2 separate regions of the Homo sapiens genome follow, and region 2 is linked to region 1. Evidence: chromatin loops called from intact Hi-C (ENCODE). Cell type or tissue: psoas muscle. All regions are shown on one strand.

Region 1 (8,000 bases):
ATCCTTTGCTTTCAGACCATCTTTGACCTTTTTGGAATGTGCAGTCATTTCCCCTCCTTCCTTCTGGCACAAGATTCAAAGTGGGGAGAAAGTGTTCATTTCCAGGGAAGGCAATGGGGTGGTAAAGTGAGAGGAGTGCCTGCTTTCCCTAAAACAATGGTGAGGAACTGTCAGGGCTTATGAAACACCACAGGGACACCAATGTCAGGCAGCACCTAACAGCCTGGAATTAAAATCTGCTCCCCGCTTGCTCAGGCTGGAGGAGTGCTCCTGCTGGCCTTGCCAGGGGACTAGCCTGTGATCTACCATGGCTGCACTCTGATTAATCACAGTGATCTAAGGTTAACTGTGCACATGAAGCTCCTGACCAGCACCAGAGTAGCTTGTAAGCCAGTGCCCATGTCATAAAGCCATTGCAATTGCACTGTGCACAAGTAAACAGCTGGGCCTGTGACATTGCACAGATGGACTGGATCTGGGCAATTCATAGATATCACCATATGCATTTACTTTATAGTACATATTTTCTGGGCAATCTATCCCCCAGTGTTCTATAAAGTAATAAGAATAAGGTTTCAGAGAAAGGGAGAGAGAGAAAAGTCACTGGACAATGGGGAAATTAAGAAGCAAATGAGAAAGGATATGTTTTCAGATGAGATTATTAAAAAGATGATGAGTTGATGAGGTGGCCAGACGAAGAGAAGATAATCCAGATGGCTATTGCTCCCAAAGAGAAGGCTCTGTGTTGTAATCAGAGCAGAGAAAAAGGGTGAAGGAGACCTACTGGCTTTCATGAAAGAGACAAAGGGGAGCCCCTGCAGGGGAGTCTGGGTGAGGACCACAGGCTTGAAAGCAAAGCAGACCCTTCCTTTGTCTTTATTGGAATCCTATGAAAGGCAAGTCCTGAATGCCTTTACGCCTTTCTCTCCATCCTTTTCTCATTATCTGCTCCTCTGAATTACATCTTGCCAGCTCCAAACCCTTCCCCAGGTAGCTCCCATCTCTCCCACCCGCTAAGGTATCCTGGAGTCACCTCTGCCTCCATCAGTGCCTTTGGGGATGCAGCAAGTGGAACTGAATCCACATACTCCGGTTATCCCTGACTGTAGAGTTCATACAGAAGCTATCTGTATGCCTCCTCATTACGTAAAATTTAGAGTCAATTCAAAGGAGGGTAACAGGACAATGAGGGGTCTGGAAATGGAGTCAGATCAGCTTAGGTAAGGTAGGGGGCTGATACTATAATTAGTCTGGAAAAGAGAAGATTTCAGATAACCCTGCAGGTTGTCTCCAGGTCTGTCCCTCATATTTGTGGGAGATAAATGGAGACCTCTTATCTTCCAAACCCCTACTCTGTCCCACTGCAAGAGGAGTTGCACACATGTACATATGTGGACAACCCAGGCTGCACATCCAAGCTGCATTTCCACACCCCACCAGAAAACTGCCACTTGGCCACTGCTGGAAGCTGGGGAGTTCACATCAGAAATGTGGGCCATCTTTCAGAGGACACACCCGGGAAGAAGCTACAGGCTGGGGTCATTGGACTGGGCACCCCCAGGCTTGTTACCTGGAGCAAGTTCTAGAAGAAGGCCTTGCTGGATCGAGGTGGGCCCGTCTCCATGGTCCCACTAACTTGTCTTGCTCATGGAAAGTGGTATGACCCAGGAAGGGCTAGAATGGAGCCCCCAAAATGTGGGGCCTATGGAAGAGACCCCTTGCCAGGATCTAAGTCTGCTGCTGAGTATGACCAACTCAAGCTGTCCAAACTGGATGCCAAATCTGCTCCTTCCTCTACATTCTGCCTCATGAAAGTTTTCACTGTCTCCTGCAGGAGAACCCTGACAGCCTGGCCTTAACCCCTCACTTCTCCTCTTTCTCCATCTCCAATGCAGCATTCAGTCCTGCTGACTCCAACTCCTTCAGGCCTCTAGAATCTTCCCTCTTTCCCAGCCCCTGGCTACGCCCAGTGACAGTTCTCACTTGTGCCAGGACTAATTGCCTGGCCTCCTGAGTTGAACTCTTCTCCTCCAGTCTCCACACTGCCAGTCCAGCAATCTCTCCCTGAGGTAAATATGACCTTACCACCCCCTTTCCTACCTAAAGCTCTTCAGCGGTGCTCCCTATGCCAGTGGGATCAAGCCCAAGCTCCTGAGCCCAGCACACAAATCCCTCCGTAGCCTGACTGCTGCCCCTGGCCTCTGACTCTCAAACCTTGTCAAATATTCTTACAGTTAATGCAACAAACATACCATTTCCTGTTTCTTTGCTCACACTGCTCCCTCTCCCTGAAGGGCCTTTTCTCTCCTGCCTGCTTGGTTGATGTGAACTCACTTTCTCCTGCATGGAAACCTTTCCAATATCCCCTACTCTTCCTTTCCTCCCCAGGTAAAATTGATTATCTGTAAGCTGAACTGAAGTCTACATCATAGCAAATAAAATAAAATATTTTCTACGATTTAATTGTTCACAAATCTGTTTGGTTTTTTGTTTTTTTTTTTTTCCACCAGACCATAGTCTCTCTAAGGTAGGGGCCACATTGTTCTTGGCAACCCTGTGCCTGACACCGAAACACGTGGTGAACTGAAATGGAAAGTGTGTATCTGATCAATGCTGGTTGCCACACATCTAATCCTATGTTGATGAGCACATGTCATTTTTTGTTCTTAGCAGCTATTATATATGGTAACACTTTCTAAACAATGGACAGAAACTGATCACAAGTTCCAGGCAGGCATGCAAGACAGGGGGAGTCCATAAAAGGTGCTCAGCCTTGCTGAGAACCCCTGGTATCACCAGCAGCTGGAAAAGCACCCAGAGTCTGCAGCAGTTCCAAGCCTGTGGACTTTGTGTCTCAGGTACCAGGGTTATCTCAGGATGAAAGTCAGGCCAGTTCCTCCAGCCACTTGGCTCTGCATCCCCTTCTCCTACAGGAGGGGCCAGCAGGGACTTCTGGTTTACCTTTGGAAGGGAGGGAGAGGGGATAGGCCAGGCAGGTATGAAACCTACTCAGGTATTCAGGGCCCAATAGGCAGCTTGTCTACTTGTGACTCATCGAATGGGCAAGGATGCACACAGGATGCGACGCAGCCCTGCCCTGGAAGGGCTCATACTCAGTGTGGAGGCCAGGGCAGTAAACCAATGAGGTGAATATGAAAGACCTGCCAAGGGAGAGGCAAATGCCAAAGGATGAGTGCACCCGGGCAGAGACTTCTACCCACCTCCTTCCCAAGACCATGTGCTCCCCTCCCCTCACACAGGGGTCCCTGTCCCCCTTGTTCCCTGATCTTCTGTCTGCACAAACTTCCCGCTCTGTCTGGACCGCTCCTCCCACTGTACCACGCACAGCCTGTTCCTTTCCATCTTCAGTGTCCGCTGAAATGTCCTTTCCTCAGAGGCTTCTTCTGTCACCCCCTTTATAGCAGCTTCTGTACTTTAAACTGCATTATTTGCTCTCAGCTTCTTGTTTATTTCCTTGAAAACATGAATTGAAGGAACCATCTTATTTATTATGTGTATTGTGTCTCTAATCCACTGGCTCCATGAGGGCAGAGGTTGCATCCATGTTGTGTTCTCCTGTGTTGACAGCATCTGGGACATAGTAGAGGCTTAATAATTGTTTACTAAACAAATGAAGGAAAGAAGTGCTCTTGTTGGTTCTCTGGTAGGTGGTGATGAGAGATGTCATGGGAGGTCCAGAAGTCAGGACATTCAAAGAGGGCCTAGTAGCATTGTCAAGCGTTTGCCAGATGGAAGAGGCATTGCAGGTGTGTGAGCAGGGATGTGATTCTGAGGGTGATGAAGGGTGGTGGTGGGGATACATGTAGCCCACCTGGGGAGGTAAAAGGGGGCAGCTATTGTCCCTTTTTGGGGGGATGGCCCCTCTCCTTGATGGTTGGGACAATGAGGTAAACTATTAAAGGTCCATGTGGACACATCTACCCCTGGGGCATGCCCATCCAGGCTAAACAAAATCAGCACAAGCTGAACAATTAGGACTCAGAGAGCTACCTGAGGGATCTAACAAGGACAGCAAGGACACTCAAGTGACCTCAGATGATTCTGAAACCTGGGAAAAAGACTCCACAAGCCCAGGCCATCTGATCATGAGATGCATCTCCTGACTGCCTCTGGCTGTTCACAAAGAGCTGGCCAAGGACATTCCGGCTATGCCAGGCCACCGGGCCAAGTTCCCAGGGACAGCAATCCACCGCCTCTCTCCCCCCATCACACCCAAGGGAAGCACACAAAGTAGGCCTGGGTCCATGGCCTGGCAGACACCTGTCCCCGGCTTTCTGGGACAGTGCACTGCATCAGCTGCCAGCAAAACAACCAGCCCCTTTTCAATGGGCCAGTGGGCAGGGCTGCCATTGGCGGAGCCCTGGTGATTTACGACACCCCGGCTCAGTGCACCATCAGGGAGCTTCCAGGTAGAATCTCCAACTTCACCAGGCAAGGGCTCTCCCTTCCAGTGATTTATGGAGCCAGAGTGAGCCAGTTGTTTTTTTTCCCTTTCCCTCCTCCCTCCTCCTCCAGGACAAATAGGTTTCACATCGCTGTGGGCACTCTGGTCTGCAATGACAAGACAAAGAGGTTCCACTTGTCCCTCTGCCCCCTGCACCTGCTGTCAGGGGATGATGGTTATTGGTCAGCAGCCACATCCATTTCACTGGCACTTTTAGCTCTTTATGTGGTGCCGGCCACAGCATCAGCCACAGGGCTCTCTCGATGGCTTTGCTGGTTGCTCAGATATATTGCCTATCTAGAATAGACCTGCCTCCAAACTACAAGGTCAAACTTTCCTCTCCTGACCTAAATTCCTTCCTTCTTTCCTTCCTTCCTTCCTTCCTTCCTTCCTTCCTTCCTTCCTTCCTTCCCTCCCTCCCTCCCTCCTTCCTTCCTACCCTCCCTCCCTCCTTCCTTCCTTCCATCCAAATAATCCATACATCTTGATTTCTTGGCATAAGACTCCAGGGGGCTGGGGTTGCCTTCCATAGCAAGAGAACAATCATGAAGCAGCTGGTGCCCTGAGCCTGCTTTGTGTTGTACAATGAAGGGCCTTGAGCTTTTTCAAAGTCATGTCTTAGCTCCAAGAGGTCAAAAATGAAAGAAGATGGCTGTCCATCTCTGTTATTCTCAGGTGCCTTCGCATTGCTCTGGCGCTACATCAGTGCAGTGGTGTCCTCAGGGTCAGGGGGGTAGCAGGGAAGAGGCACAGCCAAGACAGAGTGGGAGGGAGACTGAGAAATGCCTCCCAGCCTCGCCAGCTTTGGGAGTCAGAGGTCCTTGGCAAAGAGCCTTCACTCACTTACACCCCCAAGAAGTGCCTGGGAATTTATCAGGAGAGGCTGCCATCTATGGAAAATCACAGACAAAATGCAACACCAATCACTCTGTGAAGTCCAGTCCCTTTTCCTCTGTCATGCATGGGGAAGGAAGAAAAAGTGAGCAGTCAGTCCGGCACCAAGCCCACCCGCCCTCACCCATAGCAGCCCCTCCACAATCCACTCAAGAGAACTGATGTAAGCCAGGCTGATTGTCTCAGCTCCAAATGTGGCAGCCAGCAGCAGAAGGACTTGTCAGGTCTCTGGGATGCCGGGGCTGCTTCTCCAAGGTTACCAGGCTGCTGCATGTGGCTTCATCTTTCTGTTCTCTGGCGGCCTTCATGGGCTTCTGTAGCCTGCCTGTGCACAAGACTGTGCTGGAGACTATGGGATGTGTTGGGGCCCTGTTGTTCGGGATGTTGTTGGGTGTGGGAGAGGCACTGTTTCAGCAGCCCCTGCTCTCAGGGTGATGGCATACTGTGGGTGATTAATAATATATGCTAGCATTTTGGGGCACTTACTCTCTGCCAGGCACTGTGCTAAGTACTTTATTTATATCATCTCATTGAACCCTCTCGACAGCCTGTCAGGAGCACACTATTGCCTGATTTTTGCAGATGAGGAAACTGAGCTTTAGGAAGATTAGATAATTATCCAAGATCACATACTAGTAACAGGGAGAGCCAAGAATTGGACACATGATTTAAATTCTCGTGTGCTTAGTAAGTTGTACAGCCTTCTTCTATGAGGGTTATTGGGAATTCAGATATTTAAGGAGCACTAAGAAAATTAGTCAAAATTCCAAACAACAGTTAAAGCCAGGCTGTTTAGATAAAGCATTTTCCAGAATATGGGCTGGGACAAGGCAGGAACACATCAAACCCTTCAATTCCTCGGATGAGTCTAAGGCAGCCACCAGCTGCAAATGGTTTTCTCTGCTCCTGAGAGGCTCAGAACACACCTCCTAGCCTCACCTGGATTTATGTGGCTGGGATGAGGCCTTGACAGCAGAATCCCAAAGACGTAGACATCTTTGAGGGGCCTCTATTCTGCCTATCATGCATAGGTTTCCTTATTAGTCTACATGATAGCCATATGAGGTATGTATTCTGATATGGCTGGGCTCTGTGTCCCAACCCCAATCTCATCTCGAATTGTAATCCCCACGTGTCAAGGGAGAGAGGTAACTAGATCACGAGGGCAGTTTCTCCCATGCTGTTCTTGTGATAGTGATTGAGTTCTCTCAGGGTCTGCTGGTTTTATAAGTGTTTGTGAGTTCCTCTTTTATTCTCTCTCCTGCCTCCTCGTGAAGGTGAATGCTTCCCCTTCCACCATGACTGTAAGTTTCCTGAGGCTTCCCCCACCATGCAGAACTGTGAGTCAATTAAACCTCTCTTCTTTATAAATTACCCAATCTCAGGGAAGTTGTTCACAGCAGTGTGAAAACAGATGAATACATATTCTTATTTTCACTCGCGTGAAGAGACCACTAAACAGGCTTTGTGTGAGCAACAAGGCTGTTTATTTCACCTGGGTGCAGGCGGGCTGAGTCTGAAAAGAGAGTCAGCTAAGGGAGATAGGGGTGGGGCCGTTTTATAGGATTTGGGTAGGTAAAGGAAAAAGGGGGGTTGTTCTCTGGCAGGCAGGAGTGGGGGTCACAAGGTGCTCAGTAGGGGAGCTTTTGAGCCAGGATGAGCCAGGAGAAGGAATTTCACAAGATAATGTCATCAGTTAAGGCAGGAACAGGCCATTTTTACTTCTTTTGTGGTGGAATGTCATCAGTTAAGGCAGGAACCGGCCATTTGGATGTGTACGTGCAGGTAACAGGGGATATGATGGCTTAGCTTGGGCTCAGAGGCCTGACATTCCTGTCTTCTTATATTGACAAGAAAAATAAAAGGAAATAGTGGTAAAGTGTTGGGACGGTGAAAATTTTTGGGGGGTTGTATGGAGAGATAATGGGCGATGTTTCTCAGGGCTGATTCGAGGGGGATTACGGGCGGCGGGGGAACGTAGAGTGGGAGAGATTAAGCTGAAGGAAGATTTTGTGGTAAGGGGTGATACTGTGGGGTTTTTAGAAAAAACATTTGTCATTTAGAATTATTGGTGATGGCCTGGATACAGTTTTGTATGAATTAAAAAACTAAACGGAATAAAAGAAGGAGAAAAACAGGTATTGAAGGACTAAGAATTGGGAGGACCTAGGACATCTAATTAGAGAGTGCCTAAGGAGGTTCAGCATAGCCTTGCCAGCAAAGATTATTTATTTACTTTAAGAGTTAAGAATGGTGGTTTGGGGATAGCACCAGGAGATATCAGCTGTGATGACTTGGAGAAACAGTGTAAATTGGCAGTGTAAACAAGAGCAGGGCATGTATGAGTAGTTGAGAACGGTGAATAGGAGTATGACTAGACAGAAGATAGTAGGGATGACAAGTTTTTCGGGGCACAGTCCAAGTTGGTCTGGTGTCTGGAATGAGACTGGGGCCTAATAAAAAGGAGCATCTATACAGGAGCTCAAGTGGGCTGTACCTTGTAGCATTCTGAGGACAGGCCTGAATTCTGAGAAGGGAAAGTGGTAAAAGTATTGTCCAGTCTTTTTTAAGTTGGTGGCTGAGCTTGGTGAGGTGTGTTTTTAAAAGACCATTAGTCTGTTCTACCTTTCCTGAAGACTGA
Region 2 (8,000 bases), 110 kb after region 1:
AGAAACCCCACATGCCGCAGAAAGCAGTTGGTTATATTGGGAGGTTGGAGGAAGCGGTGTCTGATTTGCACAGGGCTCAGGGGATTCGTTTAACCAGCTGTGTCATTCATGTAGCCCTCGAAAAAACCCTCCCACCCTAGCTTTTAATACGCAAATGCGAGTTGCCATGAAGTCCTGCACATGTGGTGTTACCTGGAGGTGGCCATGGCACCTGCCACACGTGGTGACAAGGATAAGAGGGCAGGACTGCCAGTTGGGTGGACCTGGTTTCTAGCCATCTGCATTTGCATATCAATGATTGCCAGTCTGGTTTTTCAAGCCTCTTTCGGTTAGAAAGGAAATGGTTCGGGGGTTGCTCTTTATTAAAGGAAAGTTCCACCGAGAACCTTCACCCTTTCCAGCTGCCTAAAAATTATTTCTTAACAGCTCCTGTATTAATAGGTGGCCATATGGTCACCTGAGAATCATATTTATCACCCTCCACCCATTTGTCCTTTTTACCCAAAATCACATGTTCCTGTGAGTCAGAGGCCAGGCTAGTAAATCCCACTTCTGACACCAAATCTGAGGCTATTGAGGAAAAACAAACTCAGTTTCTCCTACTATACTCTCACAACACAGAACACTTCAGTAACTAAATGTGTGAGGTTTTTTCCCCACACACCAAGCAAGCGTCAATTCTACAGCTCTAATTCAATTCTGACACTATGTACCTGGAGGTACCATCAGATCCCACAGGTTGAGAACTCAGTTCTAGAAGACTGGCCTTCACTTCAGATGCCAGTTGCAAGTCTGGGTCTCTGGGATAAGTCAGGATTCCCACAACGCCCTCCTTGAATTCAATTAATTTGCCAAAGTGGCTCACAGAACTCAGGAAATACTTACTTACATTTACTGGTTTATTATAAGGGTTACTACAAAGGACACAGATAAAGAAGTGTATAGGGTGAGGTTATGTGAGGAAGGGGCACAGAATTTCCATGTCCTCTCTGGGTGCACCACCTTCCAGGACCCTCCACATGTCCAGCTATCCAGAAGTCCCCTGAACCCAGTCTTTTGGCAGGGTTTTATGGAAGCCTCATTACATAGGCATGATTGATTAAATCATTGATCATTGGTAATCAACTTAACCTTCATCCCCTCTCCACTCTCCAGAGGTTGTGGGATGGGCTGAAAGTCCCAACTCTTTGCTCATGCCTTGGACTTTCCTGTGATCATCCCCCATCCTGAAGCTACCTGGAGACTTCCAACCATCAGCCAACTCATTAGCATACAAAAAGACATTGCTTTGGAGATTTTAGGAGTCCTAGGCCAGAAAATAGGATGACCAAATATGTATTTTACTGTAGCACAATGGGTTTTCAAGGCTCTTTGAAATCTACTCATATTCCTGATCAACTTGGTGAAACCTAGAGGGAGTCACTTTGGCAAGTGTGGAATAGTGGTTCAGAGTCTAGGTTTTGGACTCAGGCTGACTCTGTGTGGCCATGGGTAAGTTCCATGTCCTCTTTGAACCGCATCTCCTCATGTATAAAATGGGAATAAGAACAGTATCTACTCTGTGGACTTAGCTCCTTGATAGAAGCGCGTTTTATGAGATGAAGCGTGTTTTATGGGATAAACCGTGTTAGGCACTTGGTGCAAGGAAATCATGCCATTATTTGAGAATGGAGGGAGATTAACGTGTTGTTCCCAGTGCATTTCTAGCCACCTCCCCATTACAAAAGAACTAAGAATTGGGAATCTAATACCAAAGTTCTAAAAAATCCCATATAATATGAATTAGGGGAAAGAATAACAACAGCAGCAACAAAAGTTAAACAAATAGTGAGGTGATATATTTCTAAATATTTAAGAAATTGTTACTTTACTGAAAGAGTCTAGATAAATACTCTTAGAGTGACAATGGAGCAGGAAGAGTCCCAAATTTGCTCTGGGGAGCTGGATTTTAATCCACACCTCCCATGCCTCACCAGCCTTAGAGACAGTGAATGGTCATACCTTAACTCAAAACTCTCCCCCAGTGACATCAGTTTGGAACACCCAAAGCCTAGTACATTTTAAGAAAACTCTTCTAAATGGCCACAGGATCTGACTTTCAGCAGGCAATGCTTATTTATACACTGCATATGTTTGTTTGTTTGTTTTTTGAGACAGAGTCTCACTGTCGCCCAGGCTGGAGTGCAGTGGCACGATCTCAGCTCACCACAACCTCTGCCTCCCAGGTTCAATCAATTCTCCTGTCCCAGCCTCCCAAGTAGCTGGGATTACAGGCGTCTGCCACCAGCCCAGCTAAGTTTTTGTATTTTTTGGAGAGACAAGATTTCCCCATGTTGGCCAGGCTGGTCTCAAACTCCTGACCTCAGGTGATCCCCCCTCCTCGGCCTCCCAAAGTGCTGGGATTACAGGCATGAGCCACCATGCCAAGCCATGTTTGTTTTTTTAAAGGCCACTAGGAAACAACAAAATGTTAACAGTTGTTATCCCTGGGAGATAGGGTTATAGATTATTTTATAATTGTAATTTATAATTTTATAATTTTAATTCTTTGTATTTTTCTGCACTTTCAGTAATTTGTTTTGTAATAAACACGTATTGTCTAAATAATTTAACAATTAGACATTAGTCTATATGCCAGGCACTTTGCTAGGTATTGAGAATGCAGCATCCATCATTCCTGGTGTTTATGGTCTAGAAGGGAATAAGACAGTGAATAAATAAATACACAAATAATTAATTGCTTTCTCTACAGAGAAGTCTAGAAGACTATGAAGTCAAGAGGGATTTGACCTAGACCCGATTTTGGGAAGGCTTCTGAAAAAAAAAAATTACTTTAAAGCTGAAATCTGGCTGGGCACAGTTCACGCCTGTAATCTCAGCACTTTGGGAGGTCAAGGTGGGTGAATCACTTGAGGTCTGGATTTCGAGACCAGCTTGGCCAATATAGCAAAACCCCATCTCTACTACAAATACAAAAAAAATTCACCAGGTGTGGTTGTGCGCACCTGTAGTCCCAGCTACTCAGGAGGCTGAGGTAGGGGAGTTGCTTGAACTCGGGAGGTGGAGATTGCAATGAATGGAGATCGAGCCTGGGCGACAGAGAAAGACTCTGTCTCAAAAAAAAAAAAAAAAAAAGAAAAAGAAAAAAAGTTGAAATCTAAAGGAGGAGAGAAAGAGGAAGATATTCTAGGTGGAGAGAATAACATGTGCAAAGAGCCTGAGGCATACAGTATATTTAAGAAACCAAGAGCAGGCCAGAGTAGCTACAGCTTGGGGAACGGAGGGTGTTCAGGTATGGCAAGACCAAGCAAGCATGGCCTTATAGATCTTATTAATGGTTTTTGCATTTTATTTTAAGAAGAATTGAAAATCAAGGTTTTAAACAGAATATAGTAACAGAGAGCTATGTCCATTTCATATTTTATTTTTAATTTCAAATCATTTGTTATCTGTAAGGAGTTCTTGGATTTGGATTTTCAAGGCCAATTCAATGGACTCATCCTATATATGCATGAAAGTGTTTTATAAAAAGCCTTTTTTCTTAAAACATTAGCTTCCTCTGGCCAGGCACAGTGGCTCATGCCTATAATCCCAGCACTTTGGGAGGCCAAGGTGGGAGGTTTGCCTGAGCCCAGGAGCTTGAGACCAGCCTAGACAAGATGGCAAGACCTCATCTTAATTAAAAAAAAAAAAAAATACAGCAACACTTTAGCTTTCTCTATACAGGGAGCCTTGGATTTTGAAAGCTGCACATCACCGCAGCCTGGCTCTCCCATCATCAGTTTGGGGCAACGGAGCATGCTGGAAAAAACAGGAGCATAGAGTAGAAGGCTGAGCAGCAAGAGACCCTTCTGTGTACACCAGGGAGTTGAGGCATGAGACCGCCACATGAGCATTCTGTCATGAAATTTCATGTGCCATGGAAATGCAAAACAATTCAATTCCCAGACCAGCTGCGGTCAAAATACAGCTGAACAAACGACAAGAGCTAGAACCTGACAAATTGGGAGGGTTTTTTTCAGCTGAGGAGTGCAAAGCTGGGTCACTGTCATGCCGATTAACTGTAGTTCAAGCTTAAGTGATGATCTCAGGGACCCCAACCTGAAACGGTATATGAGTAATCGTCACATGCCAACACGAAGTTACATTTGTTACAATGCTTTTGAGTTTGCTTTGCATTTTTGTTTTAAACCTACCCTGCTCTATCATCTTAGGAAATCACTGTATCAGAAGTAATTAGCCATGTGGCTGCTAAATAACAGATGAGAGGTTTCCAGCAAATGCCCCTCTCTAGTGCTCCTAAATCAACTGGGCATGTCCTGACCTCCAGGTGATTTGAATGGCAGAGGTAACTGCCAAAACACACCGCTGGTCCTGGAATAACTCAGAGGTTTAGTGGACTCTGGAGCCACAGTAACGGGCATCTGGTAGTCAACCTTTTCCTGTAATGAGGAGTTATTAAATATTCACATCAGGAATTGAGGCTTTAGTCCGCCCTCAACTGGTCTTCCAACCTGTTACCTATTATGCCTCACACTTTATATACCCCCGAATACAACAAGAAGAAACTTGTGAATGTTCTATAAAACCTGCTACTGACATCAGGGTGGGTCTTTGAGGCTTATGGTTATCCTAATAAAACGAAGGAATGTGTAACAGACTGTAGCCGGCAGACCACCAACTACTTTATTGTTTAAACACAAAAGCAAAACTTTGGTAAACCTACTATACCTGAGGCACAGCGTGTGGCTGTTTCTTAACCCTTGAAGACTGTTATGTACCCAACTTCAGCTGACATCTCTATGTTTCTTGTTTCCCTCCATGTGAGGAGTTTACTAAGTTACATGCTTAGACAAGAAATACCTGTTGATGGAGTGGTTATGAATTACAGATTGGAGCTTGCAAATCAATTTGGAATTTTAAAAAAATAAACTCAAACCAGATCTGTGAGGCCTGCTTCTCCACAGACAGCATAAGCATGAGGCAAAAGAAGAGCCCCAGCAGATAGGCAATCAGGTAGCCCTAAGATAGGTCGGAAAGAGGTCTTCTGTGACCCCAGAATCCTCTTTCTTGATCTCTTCCTTTCCCCACCACCACCCTCAAGCTCAGAAACTCAGTATCCTACTCTTACCTTGATGCAAATGCAGGAAAGGGTCTGCATCAGCAGAGGAATGGCAGGAAACTCTCAAAAGAGTTAAGTGCAGGGAATTAATCAAAGAAGTTATTTCGTGAGATGTGGGCAGGTAATGGAAACCAATGAGAGACAGAGGAGCGCCCAAGGACTATTACCAGCAGGGAGCTGTTCCTCCCCACCAAAGGGGCCAAGGGTGAAAGAGCGCTGATGAGAATTAAGTAGGCATTTTAGTAAAGGAAGCCGGTGGGGCAGCCTTACAGTGGTCAGCCTCCTAAGGCACAGAGTAGGCCGCAGAAGGACAGAGAGCCCATCTGAAGAGGCAAACAGAAAATAACCAGCACAGAGTCTGGCATTAGATTATTCAATCTGTTACCATGTTCAGGTTCATTAGTATCCAAAACCTAGTAGGTGTGAAAGAAAAGTTAGGAATCATGCTAGTATTTTATTTTTAATCCTTGCACTAAAAAGTTTCCAACCATCAGTGAGCAGATCTGGGAGGATGGAAAGAACGACCTATTTCTGTTTCTCAGTCATACCCAAACATTAGTGGTCGCTGGTCTTTTGAATGATCAGTGATGTGAGGGAGAGCTTCCAGGTGAGACCTGATATAAGACCCTCTTTAGGAGGGTCCTTCGCCCTCCCAAAGTGCTGCTATTCATTGGACAAATATTGAGTCCAATGCAGTGTCCACTTGCAACATTTTGCAATAAAAGAATTTTCTAGGCCAGGCGCGGTGGCTCACACCTATAATCCTAGCCCTTTGGGAGGCCGAGGCGAGTGGATCACCTGAGGTCAGGAGTTCAACACCAGCCTGACCAACATGGCAAAACCCCATCTCTACTGGAAAAAAAAAAAAAAAAGCCAGGTGTGGTGGCACGTGCCTGTAATCCCAGCTACTTGGGAGGTTGAGGCAGGAGAATCACTTGAACCTGGGAGGTGGAGGTTTCAGTGAGCCAAGATCGACCCACTGCACTCCAGCCTGGGCAACAGAGTGAGACTCTGTCTCAAAGAAAAAAAAAAAAGAATTTTCTTATTAAGTTTGTTTAATCATCATGAATCCATGCCCCTCATTTCAGTCTTGAACTTTTGACAGAGTCTTCCCCAAAATTTCTATTCCTCTGGCCTTTCTCCCTTCAAATTATATCTCCCACAGAACCATCAGATTATTCTATCTAGAAAAATAAATCCCTGCTTAAAACCCTGCCCTGGCTCCCCATTATCTATAGTGTCAAGTCCAGACCCCAAGAATGGACTCCCAGGTACCTCTGCAGCCTCATTTCTTCTCTACTCTCCTCCTTGCCCTTTAAATAACAACCATGTTGGCACTTTTATTTATGTGTGTGTGTATTTATTTATTTATTATTTTTATAGAGACAGAGTCTCCCTATGTTGCACAGATTGGTGCTAAACTCCTGGGCTCAAGCAATCCTCCCACCTCAGCCTCCCAATGTGCTGGGATTACAGATGTGAGCCACTGTGTCCGGCCATGTCAGCACTTTTTCTCATGTCTTTCCAGGCCCATGAGACCCTCTTCGGCCCCCATTGTTGGCCTGCCTGTCTCCCAATGGTTATTTGAGAAACAGCTCAGGGTAACAGCTCCAGGCTTCCATGCTGAGATGCTCTCTAGCCCTGACTCTTCTTCAACAGAGAATTGCCTGCATCACGTTGAAATGCCTCATCTCCCACCTTCACTGGGAACACCGTAAAGGCAGGAACTATGTCCTATTCATTGAATAATCAATAATCCTCCCCAATATAGTATATGGTAAGAGTTGGCATTCAAAAATATATGATAAACTAAACTAAATGATGACTTCCCAAAAAGAAAGTGTCCCCTTAAAGCAAAGTTCCCTAGGACATTAGACTTTTTTTTTTTTTAAACTCTGTAGGAACACAACGTATACAGATACTTCATTATTGTTACTAGGTTTCTCTATATGTTCAATGTATACCTCAGCCCCTTAGGAACTGGTTTAAATGAAAATCCAAGAAGTTTTGAAAACTGATTGATTAAATGATGTTTGGTAGAATGAATGAAAGGAATTGAAAGTTGGCCAGGCATGGTGGCTCACGCCTGTAATCCCAGCACCTTGGGAGGCCGAGGTGGGCAGATCACCTGAGGTCAGGAGTTCGAGACCAGCCTGGCCAACATGGTGAAACCCTATCTCTCCTAAAAATACAAAATTTAGCCAGGTATAGTGGCATGTGCCTGTAATCCCAGCTACTTGGGAGGCTGAGGCAGGAGAATCGCTTGAACCCTGGAGGCGGAGGTTACAGTGACCCGAGATTGCACCACTGCATTCCAGCTTGAGAGACAGAGTGAGACTCCATCTCAAAAAAAAAAAAAAAAAAAAAAAGAAAGAAAGAAAGGAATTGAACAGAAAAAATAAGCCATAGAGCATCTGACTTATGGAGGCTTTTAAAACACCCTGCAGTAGACGAGGTAAAGTTACACAGTTACCTGAAGACAACAGTAGAGATCATCTGGAAATACTGGCATTGGTAGGCTGACCTCCATGTCCCCATGGGCCTTATTTTCTATAATTCTAAAATGGCTTTCAAATACAGGATACTCCATCAACTTGGAGATGTAATCATCCAGTGTCATTTCACAGTGGTGCAGCTGTAAGACTTCCTTGTATGGTCTGGGAGTGTGTTTCTAAGAAATAGGAGTGCTAAACGAAATGAGTCAAACATACCTCAGTTCTCATGAGTTATATCCCCTGACCACATTATTTATCACCTAAAATCAATATCCTCTAGATGTCTTTATCTTCTTGGTGTTCTCTAGCACTCCTGTCCTGGTGGGTTGACCCATATCTAAAATGCAACCTCATCCATTCAACTGGAACTCACCCACCTAGAG

Evidence for each region. Hi-C counts contacts between places; a loop is a spot of excess contacts. Peaks named below come from ENCODE experiments on the same cell type or tissue, not always from the same donor. Only the 100,000 strongest peaks of a DNase experiment are listed, where the experiment ranks them.
Region 2: it touches region 1 in a loop (2.0-fold over the local background); 1 of 110 quality-filtered maps calls a loop at or near these places.

Annotation. Positions count from the first base shown.
Region 1 is chr14:61,126,454-61,134,453 of GRCh38, forward strand. No RefSeq gene overlaps it. Among named protein-coding and RNA genes, the nearest start is that of SLC38A6, 150 kb to the left of the region's middle. RefSeq lists a silencer at 1-192. In psoas muscle, no CTCF peak of the experiment used is centred here; DNase peaks (open chromatin) are centred at 278, 4,268 and 5,579; H3K4me3 peaks cover 272 bases; H3K27ac peaks cover 6,596 bases.
Region 2 is chr14:61,240,268-61,248,267 of GRCh38, forward strand. It overlaps a transcript of PRKCH not described here. Among named protein-coding and RNA genes, the nearest start is that of TMEM30B, 37 kb to the right of the region's middle. In psoas muscle, no CTCF peak of the experiment used is centred here; no DNase peak of the experiment used is centred here.